Regions from separate parts of the Homo sapiens genome. Here all the other regions are linked to region 3. A link is a loop called in an ENCODE intact Hi-C map of the cell type or tissue named here. Cell type or tissue: CD4-positive, alpha-beta T cell. All regions are shown on one strand.

Region 1 (5,000 bases), 320 kb before region 3:
CAACACCACATGGAAGCCACCAACACTGAATGGCTTGCACCTTCTGGAGCCATCATCTAAGACATATCTGGGGCCCTTTGGCCATGGCTAAAGCTGGAGTGGCTAGGATACAGGGAGCAGTGTCCCAAAGTTGTACAGGGCAGTGGAGCCCTAGGCCCAGCCCATGAAACCATTCTTCCCTCCTAGGCCTCCACGCCTGAGATCGGAGGGCTGCCGCCAAAGTCTCTGAAGTGCCTTTTAGACATTTTCCCCATTGTCTTGGCTGTTGACATTCAGCAACTCATGCAAATTTCTGCAGCTGGCTTGAAGTCCTCCCCAGAAAATGGGTTTTTCTGTTTTTAAATCTTTTGAGGAGTCTCATGCTGTCACCCAGGCTGGAATGCAGTGGTGTGATCTTGGCTCACTGCAATCTCTGCCTCCTGGGTTTAAGTGATTCTCGTGCCTTAGCCACCCAAGTAGCTGGGATTACAGATGTGCACCATCACGCCCAGCTAATTTTTGTATTTTTAGTACAGATGGGGTTCCACCATGTTGGCCAGGCTGGTTTCAAACTCCTGGCCTCAAGTGATCCACCCGCTGCAGCCTCCCAAAGTGCTGGAATTACAGGCATAAGCTACTGCACCTGATGGGGATTTTCTTTTCTACTACATGGTCAGGCTACAATTTTTCTAAACTTTTATGCTCTGCTTCCCTTTTATTAATAAATATAAGTTCCAGTTTTAGATAATCTCCTCGCTCATGCATATGACCATATGTTGTTAGAAGTAGCCAGGCCACATCTTGAATGCTTTGCTGCTTAGAAATTTCTTCTGCCAGATACCCTAAATCATCACTGTCATGTTCAAAGTTCCACTGATCCCTAGAGCAGGGTTACAACACCACCAGTCTCTTTGCTAAAGCATAGCAAGAATGACCTTTACTCCAGTTCCCAATAAGTTCCTAATTTCCATATGAGACCTCCTCAGCCTGGACTTAACCGTCCATATCACTATCAGCATTTTGGTCACAACCATTCAACAAATCTCTGGGACGTTCCAAACTTTCCCTCCTCTTCCTGTCTTCTTCTGAGATCTCCAAACTCTTCCACCCTCTTCTCGTTACCCAGTTCCAAAGCTGCTTCCACATTTTCAGGTCTCTTCTCTTCTCTTCCTGGTACTTCCTGGTGCCAATTTTGGCACTGCTATAAAGAACTACCTGAGTGCTCACTTTGGCAGCACATATACTAAAATTGGAATGGTACAGAGAACATTAGCATGGTCCCTGTACAAGGATGACAAAGAAAAATTAAAAGGAAAAAAATTTTTAAAAAAGAACTACCTGAGTCTGGGTAATTTATAAAGAACAGGAGTTTAATTGATTCCCAGTTCTGCAGGCTGTACAGGAAGCATGGCTGGGGTGCCTCAGGAAACTTACAATCATGGCAGAAGGCAAAGAGGAAGGAGGCACATTTTACATGGCCAGAGAAGGAGGAAGACTGGGAAGCAGGAGGTGCAACATACTTTAAAATAACCAGATCTCATGAGAACTCACTATCGTGAGAACAGCAAAAGGGAAATCTGCTCCCATGATTCAGTCACCTCCCACCAAGCCCCTCCTCCAACACTGGGGATTATAATTTGACATGAGATTTGGGTGGGGACACAAATCCAAACCATATCAGTGGGGACTTGCGTGGGCAGCACAGGGTGAGTATGGGGCCAGGTGCACATGTGTGGGCAGCACCGGGTGGGTATGGTGCCAGCTGTGCACATGTGTGGGCTTTGCAGCCAGGCATCCTGGGTTTGAATCTCGGCTTCACTGCTCAGAATTCCAGGACTGGGAGCAAGTCAGGTAAACTGCCCACCTCCTTTCCTTCACCTATGAATAGGGATATATGTAATTTGCATCATCTTTATCGAGTTACTGTGAGTGCCTCATGGGTGGAGTGCCTGATGAGGGCCCCCTGTCGTCACTGGTGATGGTTTTGTTATTATTGTTATTGATTTGCTGGTGGCTGGAGGCATTAGGCACACTGCAGACAAAGGCTGAAGAGGCTGTTTTTTAGTCTGTCTCTGTCGATCTGTTTAGTTCCATCCTTTAGTGAATCTCCACAGCTCTCCCATGTGGTGTGCTTCTTGAGCCCCTGTGAGTCTGCAGTCACCTGCCTTTTGCCCAAGCCTGTGCACGACATCTGGGCTGATGGTGGCATTGTTGAGCCACAACAAAGCCCCATCCACAGCAGCCACAGGGCTGTGTCCCGTTAGAACTAATTATCTCCAGACCACATTCTTCAGATAAGGAGCATTGTTCTTTGACAGCCGAGGATGGAAGTGGTACCTAACATGCAACTACACTGGCTGTGAGGCTGGAGGCCTCAGACCGACTCCTCTGTTGCCTGGGAGATGGACAGGGAGGCCATGGCAGCACGGAGGCAATAGAGGGCTGGGCCTAGACACTGACTGAGAAGTTGATTGGCAGGAGCTGGAGGGCAAAGGTCACAGGAGGAGTGGACTGGGTCTTTGTGCCACCTGTGTTCTCAGCACCACCTCCAGCATCCCCACCCCCACCCCCATCACTCCTGCCATACTAAGAGCTCTCCACCTGCCTACCCTGAGTGTCCTGAGACCCAGGGGCATTGCTTCCACATCCTGCCACAGGCCATGTGCTTGGATTGGGTGCTTTTAGAGAGAAAGCTGGCGTCAGGCTGAGCTAACTTCCTTTGGATCTTAGATGCCGTGTTAGATCAAGTTTTTCAGAGCAGATGCTGAGCCAAAGATTCAGGTGCAGGTGATTTTCCGAGAAGCTGCTCTCCGGGGAGAAGGGGTGGCGGGAGCAGCGCAGGGAAGATGTCTTACTCTGTTTTGTGTTGCTATAAGGGAATATCTGAGCTTGGATAATTTATAAAGACAACAGGTTTATTTGGCTCACAGTTCTGCAAGCTGTACAGAATTATGTCACTGGCATCTGCTCGGCTTCCGGTGAGGGCCTCAGGTTGCTTCCACTCATGATGGAAGGTGGAAGGGGAACAAGAATGTCACATGATGGGAGAGGAAGCAAGAGAGATAGGAGGAGGTGCCATGCTCTTTTTAACACCAGCTCTTGTGTGAATTAAGAGTGAGAACTCACTCACTACCATGGGGACAGCCCCAAGCCATTCATGAGGGATCCACCCCCATAACCCAAACATCTCCCACCAGGCCCCACCTCCAACATTGGGGATCACATTTCAGGTGAGATTTTATTCAAACCATATCAGAAGGCGCCCCGGCATCAGGATTTGCCATGACAGTGAAAATTGAAGCTACCACGCCCTAAGACCCAGGTTCCAGAACTCACAAGACACCCCTTCTGCCTCATTGGATTGGCCAAAGAAGCCATGAGGCCAGCCTAGAGTCAGGTGGAGGGAAGTGGACTTCCTGGGTGAGTGGCTGCACCCACAGGGAGAGGAGGAGCTGTCCGGATTTATTTGTCACAGGCCACCAAAGCTCTGCCGCCTGTCTCCACTGACACACTCCACACTACTTAACGCTCCACGGCCTAAGTCTCTCAGTTGTTTTGACCTAGTCCTTCACAGCCTGTTCATTTGCCTTTTGGTGGACTAAAATTCATTCTCTATTTATTTATTTAAAAGGAACTTCAGTAGACAAGAGTTCCTCCATTTGTGAATATTTTCAGAAGCGCTTTTTTATGATTCAGCATGAGTAACAGCTTTATTCTGTTCTAAAATTTTACTCTGATATAAAATTCTTGGTTCATACTTTCTTTTCCTGGAGATTTTGCAGGCATTATTTCCCTCTTCTCTAAGATGAGGTGTTGCCGTAGAAAATCTGAAGCCAGCTTGGACTTCTCTTCTCATGTCAGGGCCTTCATATTTTTGCCTCGGTGCCAAACAAATTCTTCGTGTTTGACCCCCAAGTCTCAGTGCTGATCAAGTGCACCAATTTTTGTAGAAACATGATATACCCTCTTAATCCATAGATTTCATCTTTTTTAGTTTCACCACATTTTCTTGAATTATTTGAATTATTTTTCTTTTATATTTGATTTTCTCCTGCAAGGCCACCAATTATGTGTGTGTTGTGTCGGCATTTTGTGTTTTCCTTTTCTATCCTTTCCTCTAAACCATCGCAACTCTTTATTCTTTTCTGGTGAATTTTTTTCACTTTTTCCAAGCTTGACTCCACATCCCTGGCAATGGTTTTAGGAGAATCTATTCTCTTTTTCTTTGATTCTAGTGTGGCCTTCATTTTGTGATTTTTAAAATTCTGCTTCTTTTCTTGAGCTCTGCCTGCCTATTTTTGAAATCTCCTATCATCTTTTTGTTTCTTATTGAAGTCTGTCTTGGCTTTTGTTTTACGTGAAAGACATTTTCATTTAGATCGTTAAGTTTCTGATTGTTAAGAAGGTTTCCATCATCTTCCCCAATGCGAGGATTTTTTGTGTCTTTGCTTTTTACCTTTTCTATTATTTTCTTCCTTTTTCTTGTAATGTTTTCAGTGGACACTATTTTCATTCCTTTCTGTCATTGTTTATTTGTGCATATAAAGTGAGTTCTTCCCGAAACAACTGTCTGCAGTGTGTGGGAGGGCAGTCCTGGGGCGGGGAGCTTCCCTGGCTGGCTGTGCAGCCCCGCAGCCTGGCCTCCGCCTCGCCCTGGAGCAGCGAGGTCACTCGGCAAGGCCTTCACACTCTCAGGGGCTCAGAGTTGTGGGTGCCTCCTGTTTTCCATGAGGATAGAATTCCCATCTCTGTTTCTCATCCTCGGTGACAAAAAGAGAGACAACTTTACTAGAGGTTCACTTTAACAAGTAGCGGACACTTTTTGCTTGGTCGTTTTGTGTGCATGTGTGTTTGTTTCATTTTGTTTGCTACAACAAAAGCAACAACTAAAGAAATAAATACCCTTAATTTCATCACTCTGGAGATCTTTCACAACATTGACGACTCAGACGTCGTCGGTCTTCTCTCCCGGCCTCAGCTGCGGTCAGACTCCAGGTGAGCTGCACCTGGCCGTCTCATTT
Region 2 (5,000 bases), 560 kb before region 3:
ATGGCAACTCTCCTCCTCTGGGACCACCGTGGGCTGCCCAGCCCCAGGCCAGGCGGTGGCTCCACTGACTTGACCAGGTTGGGTGTGGGGGAGGGTGCCATTCCCCTTGGGGCCTCTGGTCTCTGGGTTCTGAGCATGGCTGTCTCTGGCTCAGGGGCTGTCCTGTGTGTGGGTGACCAGCACAGCCCCCAGGCCTCCGTGCTCCAGAGGCCTTGGTCCCAGAGAGTGCTCAGAGCTGGTCAGAAAAGGCCCCGAGAACAGCTTCCTCCCCCCGAGCCCCAGGCAGGCTGTCCTCTCCCACCACCGAGACGGCTCTCAGTTCCATCTTGGCAGAAATGTCTCCACAAGGCCCACCCTGTGGGCCCGGGGCCGTTCCGACCTTGAGGGATCCCGGATGGAGTCCTGTGCTGAGACTTTCTGGGAGGAAGGAAGTGGAGCTTCAGCCTTGAAACCCGCAGTGGTGGCTGACACAGGGGTGCAGCCACAGGCAGTCGGGTTCATCTCCCAGCAGCCCTGGGCTGAGCATGGACTCCTCCCCTGGGTCGAGGAGAGAGGGGGTCCCAGGGCCAGGGCAGACGGAGGGGACTCTGCTCAGACTCTGCTGGACAAAGACCAGGCCGCGCGAATGCGGGGCTTGTGAGACTCACCAGGCCCCGGGCAGGCTGCAGAGCCACCTTCACTCCTCACTCACCCTGTGGGGCCTGCACTCATTCATTCACCCTGATGGGGCCTTCACTCATTCATTCACCTGATGAGGCTTTCACGCGTTCCTTCACCTGATGGGGCCTTCACTCCTTCATTCACGCTGTGGGGCCTTCACTCATTCCTTCACCCTGTGGGGCCTTCACTCATTCCTTCACCTGATGGGGCCTTCAATCCTTCATTCACGCCGTGGGGCCTTCACTCATTCATTCACCCTGTGGGGCCTTCATTCATTCCTTCACCTGATGGGGCCTTCAATCCTTCATTCACGCCGTGGGACCTTCACTCATTCATTCACCCCGTGGGGCCTTCACTACTTCATTCACCTGATGGGGCCTTCACTCCTTCATTCACCCCGTGGGGCCTTCACGCATTCATTCACCCCGTGGGGCCTTCACGCATTCACTCCTCTGTGAGCGTAAGCAGAGGGGTGCTTGCAGGTGAGACTGGAGAGGGCCACTGGGAAGGTCCTTGTGGCCAAGGGGAGGGTTTGGCTGCTCCGAGTGCTGTGGTGAGTGCTCCGTGGTGTCCCAGCTGTGGTCACAGCTGTGGGATGCCAGGGAGGGGTGGCGGGAGTGGGCAGGCTGGGTGTGGAGGGGGCAGGCTGGAGAGAGGAAGGGGCTTAAGGGATGGAGTGAGAGCGGCCCAGCCCCAGCACAGCCCTGGTCCCCTTCACCCTAACTGTCCTCTCCCTGTCTCCCCAGCCTGCCTTCTCAGGGGATACCTGGGCGGGGGGTGAGTGGGGGCAGTGGGGACGGTGGGGGCTGGGAAGGATGGGGATCTGGCTTTCTCACTCATTGGGGTCTTTCCAGCCTGAGGTCCTTCACCCCCACGACCCTCACAGGTCTGTGCCCCCAGCACCCTCTGCTCCTGACCCGTGGCCCAGGCCCTTATCTGTCCGGCCCGGCTGGGTGGGGTGAGGGTGGTGCTGAGTGAGTGCAGGGGGCATCTTGAAGCCCCTGGATACAGCTGGCCTCTTAGGACCCCCCGCTTCTGCCTCTGTGTGGGTGCTTTGCTGGGGTCAACTCAGGAGCCAATGGGGGCTGTTTCCCCTGCCTCCCCTCCTCGTGGCTTTGGTGGGGCCCCAGGGGAGGAGGAACAGATAAAGGGGTGGAGTGGGCACAGAAACCCATCGGTCCTGCCCCTCCGAGGGTGGAGCAGGCACTAGGGGATGGGTCTTGTACTTCCCATGGAGATTCATGGAGGGTCCCGTTAAGGCCACAAAGCCATCCATGCTGGGGATGGGGGGCCGTGCGCACCAGGGATGGGGGGCCATCCTCACTAGGGATGAGGAGGGTGGGCAGGGCACAGGACTGGGCCTTTGAGACCCCGCACGTGGTGGGCATCACTAGAGGGGGTTGGCATCCCATGGATGGGAGGGGCTGTGCTGCCCCTAGGCACACGTGCCCAGGGGTGTGTAGGAGCCAAGGGGGAGGTAGGGTCAGGGCTTTGGGCTGCCCAATATTCAGTGGGCCTGGGCAGCAGAGGTCCCGGGCTCCACCCCTCAATCCCTGCAAGGAATTCCGGGGGCAGCTGCAGCAGAGGGGGCCTGACCAGTGTAGGGGTGGAAGCTCAGGCAGGAGGGCTGTTCCTCTGTGTGGACAGGGACGTTCTCAGGTTATGAAGCGAGTGCACTGCCGGGACCGTGCAAACCCAAGCCGAGGGTGGGGCTCGCTCCTAGTGCCACACGCGGGCTCTGTGCATCCTGGGACTGTGACCTGGGTAATCGCTGATCTTGTGCTCGGCTCCCTGGATCCTCCCATGGGGCAGCACGGCTGAGGTCCTGCACACACGGGCCACACGAGGGCGCCGGAGCTCCACCTGCGGCCCGGCCAGGCAGCAGTGTGGACAGGGTCTGGACCCCTTGGTGGAGTCCAATCAGAGAACTGGGTCCCCTCACAGCAGCCCACCTGCAGCGGGCTGGGCGGGGTCGCTGGGTCTCCGAGCCCCTGCCAGGTCAGGAGAGAGGATTGTGGCTGCCCTGAGGGACGGGTGCTGCTCCCTGTGGGCAGACCAGGTGGGCTTCCTGGTGGAGGTGGCATCAGTGGCAGGAGCCCAGTGGGGCTGAAGGTAAGGCTGGAATATAGATTTCCTGGTCAGTGAGTGTGTGTCTGTGCCAATGGAAGATGGGCCAGTGAGTGTCCTTGTGGTCAGAGTTCCACACCCACAGAAAGCCGATCCATCCATCCTGTAGTAGAACCCTCAGCCCCCGAGGCCAGGGATTCAAAGTACCTCCATGGAAGGAGCCCCAGGAGGAAGGACCCCACCCCCATCCCCGGGGTTGGCGTTGAGAAACACGGTGAATAATGGATGCTACACAGAGGGATTAGCACAGAGCACAGGAAGGGGAGGCCTATTCCTTGTTAATATTTATTAAACCCACAGCCTCATCACTCCAGAGCCTCATCCATATTAATTCCCAATTAAACATTTATATGAAGGAGATTGCTTCTCCTCCCCCTCAAAGAACCTGTTTGAAGCTGGGACTGCGGTTGGCCATCAGGGAAGTGGGGTCTCCAGGGGGACCTGGGAGTGGGGGCTGGAACAATCCCTGGACTTGCCCCTGAGGCCCCCCCCGTGCAGCCCGTGGCCCCAGCTACATCCTGGCCCGCACCTGCTCTCCATGCCCAAGTCCCACAGAATGGGTCCCCACTGACCGGTCCCAACACCTCCAAAGTCCCTGAGGTCAAGGCCCTGTCTCCAGCTGCAAAGTCAGTGCCTGAACTCTGTCGGCCATGCACACCTCGGTAAGACTGAGTGGGCAGGGGGTGGCTGAGTGCTGGCAGGAGGGGTCCAGAGTGCTGGCGTTGTCTGGGGTGGGCCTCGGGCCCAGCAGATGATGCCTTCCAGCAGGCTTGGTGCCACTTTCAGGGGACAGCCCAGCGGGGTCCCCAGGCTCCCTTCAGCCCACTCTCCATCTGTGGTCAGGGGGCATCTTTCTTTTGTTGACTTTGGTGCGGACATGGAGGGTGGTTACTGGTGGTCTTTGGTGCTAGGGTTGCGTGAACACGGTCCTGAGGGTGCGCCTCCTCCCCGAGCCCTGCCTAGCCTCCCTGCTGTGTTTGTCAGTTTCCCCTTTAGTCCATCTGCGGCCGGCGTGACTTTTTGTCTCCGTATAACGAGCCACTTTCCCCTACGCTGTGTTCTCCTTGATTTGTAGGAGTCACCTTTTACCTAAGGAGTTCCCACACGTCCCTGAGTCTGTTCAGGGTGGGCTTGCTCCGTCACCGGCAGCGTGCTGGCTTTTATTTTTATCTTTCATTTCCATGGCTTCATAGTTTATCTTCATTCTGGTGGAGTGAGCCCTTTCTCTTGGCTTTTCAATCAGCCTGTCATTCAGGGACGCCCCTTCTTCCATCACGTGCCGAGAATAGGGCTGTGGTCGGGTGTCTTTAAAATGCCTGCTGGAACTTTGCTTTGCGTTGCACTAATCTAGAAGCTAATTTGGCGACGTCGTGGGCTGTGCTGCTGGTCACTCCCGAGCTGACCATGCTGCCTTCTCCTTTCAGTGGCTTGGCTGGGTCCTTTCACTGAGTTCCAGAATTTTCTTAGCGAACGGCCAGCCCGTCCCTTGGTAATTTAATTCCTATCCACTTAATTGCTTCAGTTGCTGAATGGTATCTTATTTTCTGGCTGATTATTGTTGCCATAGAGTCACATTATTGATTTTTGTAGGTTTATCTTGTAACTGTTCGTCCCAGTAGTTTGTTGATTCAGTGACATTTTCTACATAGATGGCCACGTTATCCACCAGTCGTGACAGTTTTATCTCTTCCTTTCCAGTCCTTACACCTCTTCATTTCTTATTTTTTTTTTTTTGTTTGCAGTGTTTCCTGGGACTTTCGAGATTATGTTAAACTGAGTGGTGATAAGGGTCGCCCTTGATTTCTAGTCTGGAAGAGATTGTGTCTTAGATTTCTCTGTGAAGTCTGATGTTTCCTGGGGGTTTCTGGAAAGTAGGTTTTTTCAGGTTAAAGATGTTCTCTTTTATTTGTAGCCTTGTGAGAGTTTTTAGAAATTATAAATAGGTGTTGAACTTTATATGGGTCTTCTGTGTCTATTGAGATAATTCATGCGGTTTTTTTGGCCCTTAGTCCTTGTAGCAGACTGGTGAGTCACCTGAGGGTCTGATCTAATGTGAGCCATTCTTCCTCCTCTTGCATAGACCCTGCTGGACTGCGGGGTATTATTTTTTAACCATTTTGTTGAATGCCGCTGATTATAAGGTGCGCTGTTGTTTTATGTACCTCTAAGAAAGAAAAAATGCTGCCTGTAAAACTATGACACAGTGCTTTATC
Region 3 (5,000 bases):
CTCAACATCACTAATTATCAGGGACATGCAAAGCAAAGCCACGTGGTGTCCCCACTCACCCTTTGGGATGGCTACTATCAAAAAAAAAAAAAAAACAGAAAATAAGTGTTTGCAAGGATGTGGAGACATTGGAATTCTGGTGCACTGCTGGTGGGGTTATAAAATGATACAGCCACTATGGGAAACAGTAGAGGCTTCTCAATAAATTAAAATTAGAACTACCATAGCGTCCAGCAATTCCATTTGAGAACAGAGACCAAAGATTGGAAAGGAAGGTCTCAAAAAGATGTTTTCACACCCACGTTCATAACAGTACTGCTCACAAAAGCCAAGAGGTGGAAGCAACCTGTGTGCATCCACAGATGAGTGGATAAGCAAAGTGGTATCTCCATAGAAAAGGAAGGAAATCGGCCAGGCGTGGTGGCTCACGCCTGTAATACCAGCACTTTGGGAGGCCGAGGCAGGCGGATCACGAGGTCAGGAGATCGAGACCATCCTGGCTAACAAAGTGAAACCCCATCTCTACTAAAAATACAAAAAAATTAGCCGGGCGTGGTGACGGACGCCTGTAGTCCTAGCTACTCAGGAGGCTGAGGCAGGAGAATGTCGTGAACCCGGGAGGCAGAGCTTGCAGTGAGCAGCGATCGCACCACTGCACTCCAGCCTGGGCGACAGAGCAAGACTCTGTCTCAGGAAAAAAAAAAAAAAAGAAAAGGAAGGAAATCCTGCCACAGGCTACAACATAGGGTATGCTAAGTGAAATAAGCCAATCACAGAAAGACAAATACAGATGTTTGCAATGGGATTATGTTCTAATAAACCCATCATAAGTCAAAAAATCATTTAGTTCAAACTTCGTAAATCAGAGACCTTCTATCAATAGGATCCCACTTATATGGGGTACTAGATGCTGAGGTCTGAATGTATCCCCCAAAACTCACTTGTTGGAAACTTAATCCCCAATGCAACTGTGTTTGGAAGTGGGGCCTTTTAGGAGATGTTTAGGTCATGAGGGTGTGCCCTCGTGAATGAGTTAATGCCACTATAAAACGACCTAACTGAGGGAGTTTGGTCTTTTTTACCCGTCTGCCACATGAGAACACAGACTTCAAGGTGCCATCTTGCAAGCAGAAGCCCAGATCCTCACCAGACGCCAGATGCCAGCTCCTTGATCTTGGACTTCCCAGCCTCCAGAACTGTGAGAAATAAATCTGTCGTTTATAAATTACCCAGTCTCAGGTATTCTGTTACAGCAGCACAAAACAGACTGACTCTATGAGGAGCCAAACATATAGAAACAGAAGTGGAATGATGGTTGCCAGGGCTGAGAAGAGGAGGGACTGAGAAGTTGCTTCATAGGTGCAGAGTTTCAGATGTGCAAGATGAAAAAGTTCCAGGATCCCTTTCACAACAATGTGAATATACTTAACGGTGCACGACTGAACGGTGCACTTAAAAATAGTTAAGATGGTACATTTTTATGTTTTCTACCACAATAAAAAAAGTGAGCAGGCAAGGATAGACTAGAAGAAAATGTTCACAAGACATATACCAGACAAAGGATTTGCATTCTCACAAAAGAACTCCTACAACTCAATAAAAATACAAACAACTCCCCCCAAACGGGGCACAAGATTTAAGCAGATACTTCACAAAGGAAGATATGGGCAAATTTTAACACAAAAAATTAGGGGACCAGGTGTGGTGGCTCATGCCTGTAAACTTAGCACCAGGAGGCCAAGGCAGAGAAAATTTTTCTCTACAAAAATTAAAAACTAGCTGGGTGTGGTGGTGCACACCTGTGGTCCCAGCTACTCAGGGGGCTGAGGCAGGAGGATCGCTTGAACCCAGGAAGTGAATCACACCACTGGACTCCAGCCTGGGCGACAGAGCAAGACCCTGTCGCTAAAAAAATAAAAATAAATGTTCAGTTAAAGGGAATTAACTACTGAGAAGGGCAGAAACATGTCTAAAGAACATAGGAAGAGAAGATGTGCAGCAGCCTCTAGGATCAAGGACAACACCCATGGGAGGAAGAAACTTGGAACAGCCCTGCTCCCACACCCAGAATGAGACTCAGACCTCTTCGGAGAGAGAGTGGCTGAGGCCACGGAATGGCCAGAGGTGCAAAGGCTGGGCCTGGAGGCAGGAAACTGCTTATTGCTGAGAGGTGCTGGGAGGCCACCTGCTGGCAAGCAGCACCAGAAACAGGAAGAGTAGTTCCGCTCCTCCTGCAGTGTCCCTCCAGTGCCCTCTGCCGGCAACGCCTAACATTGCATCAGCTGGGAAAGAAGAAATGTTTACAGTCTAGCTCCAGGACGCCAGACGAAAGAAGGATGGATTGAGGGCTGAGAGAGAAAAGCTCCAACTAGCACGGAATGTAAGTATTACAACCGCTTTAGAAAATTTGGTAGTTTCTTACAAGATTAAACGACCACCTGCTCAATGACCCAGTAATCCCACAACTCCTCGGTATTTACCCAAGAGAAACAAAAATCTATCTACAGACTTGTTCACAGAAATTTTATTCATAATAGGTAAAAAGTGAAAACAATCCAATGCCCATCAGTAGACGAACAAAGAATAAAGTGTGTGTGTGTGTGTGTGTGTGTGTGTGTGTGTGTGTGTGTGCGTGGTTTGAGATGGAGTCTTGCTCTGTCGCCCAGGCTGCAGTGCAGTGGCACAATCTCAGCTCATTGCAACCTCTGCCTCCTGGGTTCAAGCAGTTCTCCTACCTCAGCCTCCGGAGTAGCTGTGATTACAGGGGCCGATCACCACCACGTCTGGCTAATTTTTGTATTTTTAGGAGAGACGAGGTTTCACCATGTTGGCCAGGCTGGTCTCGAACTCCTGCCCTCAGGTGACCCACTCACCTTAGCTTCCCAAAGTGCTGGGATTACAGGCATAAGCCACCATGCCCAGCCAAGAAACTGGTATATTTATACAATAGAAAACAAAAGAACAAATTATTGACTTAAACGTGTATCTTGGTCTGTTTTGTGCTGCTATAACATAAATAAACCTCAAACAAACATTATATTGAGCAAAAGCAGCCTGATACAAAACATTACATACTGTAGGATTCCATTTACATGAACTTTTACAACAATCAAAACTAATCTATAGGCTGGTCACGGTGGCTCACGCCTGTAATCCCAGCATTTTTGGGGGCCAAGGCAGGCAGATCACTTGGGGTCAGGAGTTTGAGACCAGCCTGACCAACATGGTGAAACCTTGTCTCTACTAAAAATACAAAAATTAGCCAGGCATGGTGGCATGAGCCTGTAGCCCCAGCTACTTGGGAGGCTGAAGCTGGAGAATTGCTTGAACCTGGGAGGCGGAGGCTGCAGTGAGCCGAGATCACGCCACTGCACTCCAGTCTGGGTAACAGAACAAGACACTGTCTCAAAACAAAACAAATCTATAGTGAAAGTAATCAGAAGGGCGGTTGTATCTATGGGAACTTCCTGTGGTGATGGAAATACTGTTATCCTAGCAGCGGTGTGGTCACATGGGTGTATCAATTCATCAATGCTATATCTGCACTATAATTCAGATCTGTACATTTCTCTGCAAATTATGCCTCAAACAATTTTAAAGGGGAAACAAGAATCTCTAATCTACAGCTATGTGAAAAAAGGAGGAGGGAACACAGACTATCAATGCTGAAGTTCTATTTCTTACCCTAAACTATCCTTTAGTCTTATACCATCCCAAATCAAAAGTTGTTACAATGAACCTAAATGAGCAGTAACAACAAAACTCTTAATCTAACAGTTCTCCAAACTCTTTTTCTTGTAAGCAAACTCTGAGAATGTTATTAGAACTTGTTTATTTCTCCATTGGTTCATATTACTCAGGCTTACATGTGTAGCTAGGATGGGCAAATGTAAGCATACTTTCTCTTTTTCATTTTTTTGAGACAAGGTCTCACTCTGTCACCCAGGTTGGAGTGCAGTGGCACGATCATAGCTCACTGCAGCCTCAAACTCCTGGGCTCAAGCAATCCTCCCACCTCAGCCTCCCAAGTAGCTGGGACTACAGGCACACACCACCACACCTGGCGATTTTATTTTTCTGCAGATGGGGGTCTCACTGTATTGCCCAGACTGGTCTCAAACTCCCAGGCTCAAGCCATCCTCCTGCCTTGGCCTCCCAAAGTGCTGGGATTACAGGCATGAACCACCATGCCCAGTGTCTTTTTAAACTTTTGTTTGATAGATTTAGGGGGTACAGATGCAGTCTTGTTACATGGATATGTTGCCTAGTAAAGTCTGGACTTTTAATGTAACTGTCACTCTAATAAAAGTATACATTCTACCCAATAGGTAATTTCTCATCCCTCACCCCCATCCCACCCTTCCACCTTTTCCAAATTCTTTCTAAATATGCCTCACAAAGTTGGAAGAAGCTATGCTTTCTTAACTTGCCATTATTTCTCATCGATGTTTCCAATTGTTGGGGGTTTTCTTCAGTTCTCAGGTATTTGCTTCTATTGATAGTTTGCGAGCTAGTATTTAGAGAAACTTCACCTTTTGCCTACAAAGTCAAAAGCTGCAGGAGAAACTTCACCTTTTGCCTACAAAGTCAAAAGCTGCAGAGGCAAAACCTGCAGTTCTGAGAGAAACGGGCTAGATGGCAGTGCTGTTCTCAGTGACATTTCTCAATTTACGAGGGGAAAAAACATCCCCTAGTCTTGAACGGGTTTACTAAAGCCCACGTATAAGGATCTCATTATAAAATACAATTTAAGCAGAAAATATTATGTAAGTGATTCTATGCCCCTTTCTAATTACAGATCTTCAGAAACACAGTCTAACCTGAGAGACTCCCCTAAAGTCTTTGCCAGTCAGATTTCCGCATTATACTACTGCCATGTGCCACATCATGACATTCTGGTCAACAGACCACCTAGAGGACAGTGGTTCCATAAGATGATACTATATTTTTCTTGTACTTTTCCATGTTTAGATACTTACCAATGTGTTACAATTGCCTAC

What was found. Hi-C counts contacts between places; a loop is a spot of excess contacts. Peaks named below come from ENCODE experiments on the same cell type or tissue, not always from the same donor. Only the 100,000 strongest peaks of a DNase experiment are listed, where the experiment ranks them.
Region 1: a loop joins it to region 3, with 5 times the contacts of the local background. A loop is called at or near these places in 3 of 110 quality-filtered maps.
Region 2: it touches region 3 in a loop (17-fold over the local background); 53 of 110 quality-filtered maps call a loop at or near these places.

Annotation. Positions count from the first base shown.
Region 1 is chr14:104,397,247-104,402,246 of GRCh38, reverse strand. It overlaps the pseudogene RNU6-684P. Among named protein-coding and RNA genes, the nearest start is that of LINC02691, 180 kb to the right of the region's middle. In CD4-positive, alpha-beta T cell, a CTCF peak has its summit at 2,199; a DNase peak (open chromatin) is centred at 2,196.
Region 2 is chr14:104,637,658-104,642,657 of GRCh38, reverse strand. No RefSeq gene overlaps it. Among named protein-coding and RNA genes, the nearest start is that of LINC02280, 25 kb to the left of the region's middle. In CD4-positive, alpha-beta T cell, a CTCF peak has its summit at 2,507 (motif pointing right); a DNase peak (open chromatin) is centred at 2,497; H3K27me3 peaks cover 1,349 bases.
Region 3 is chr14:104,075,378-104,080,377 of GRCh38, reverse strand. No RefSeq gene overlaps it. Among named protein-coding and RNA genes, the nearest start is that of ASPG, 7.8 kb to the left of the region's middle. In CD4-positive, alpha-beta T cell, CTCF peaks have their summits at 2,038, 2,246 (motif pointing left), 4,113 and 4,534; a DNase peak (open chromatin) is centred at 2,217; H3K27ac peaks cover 278 bases.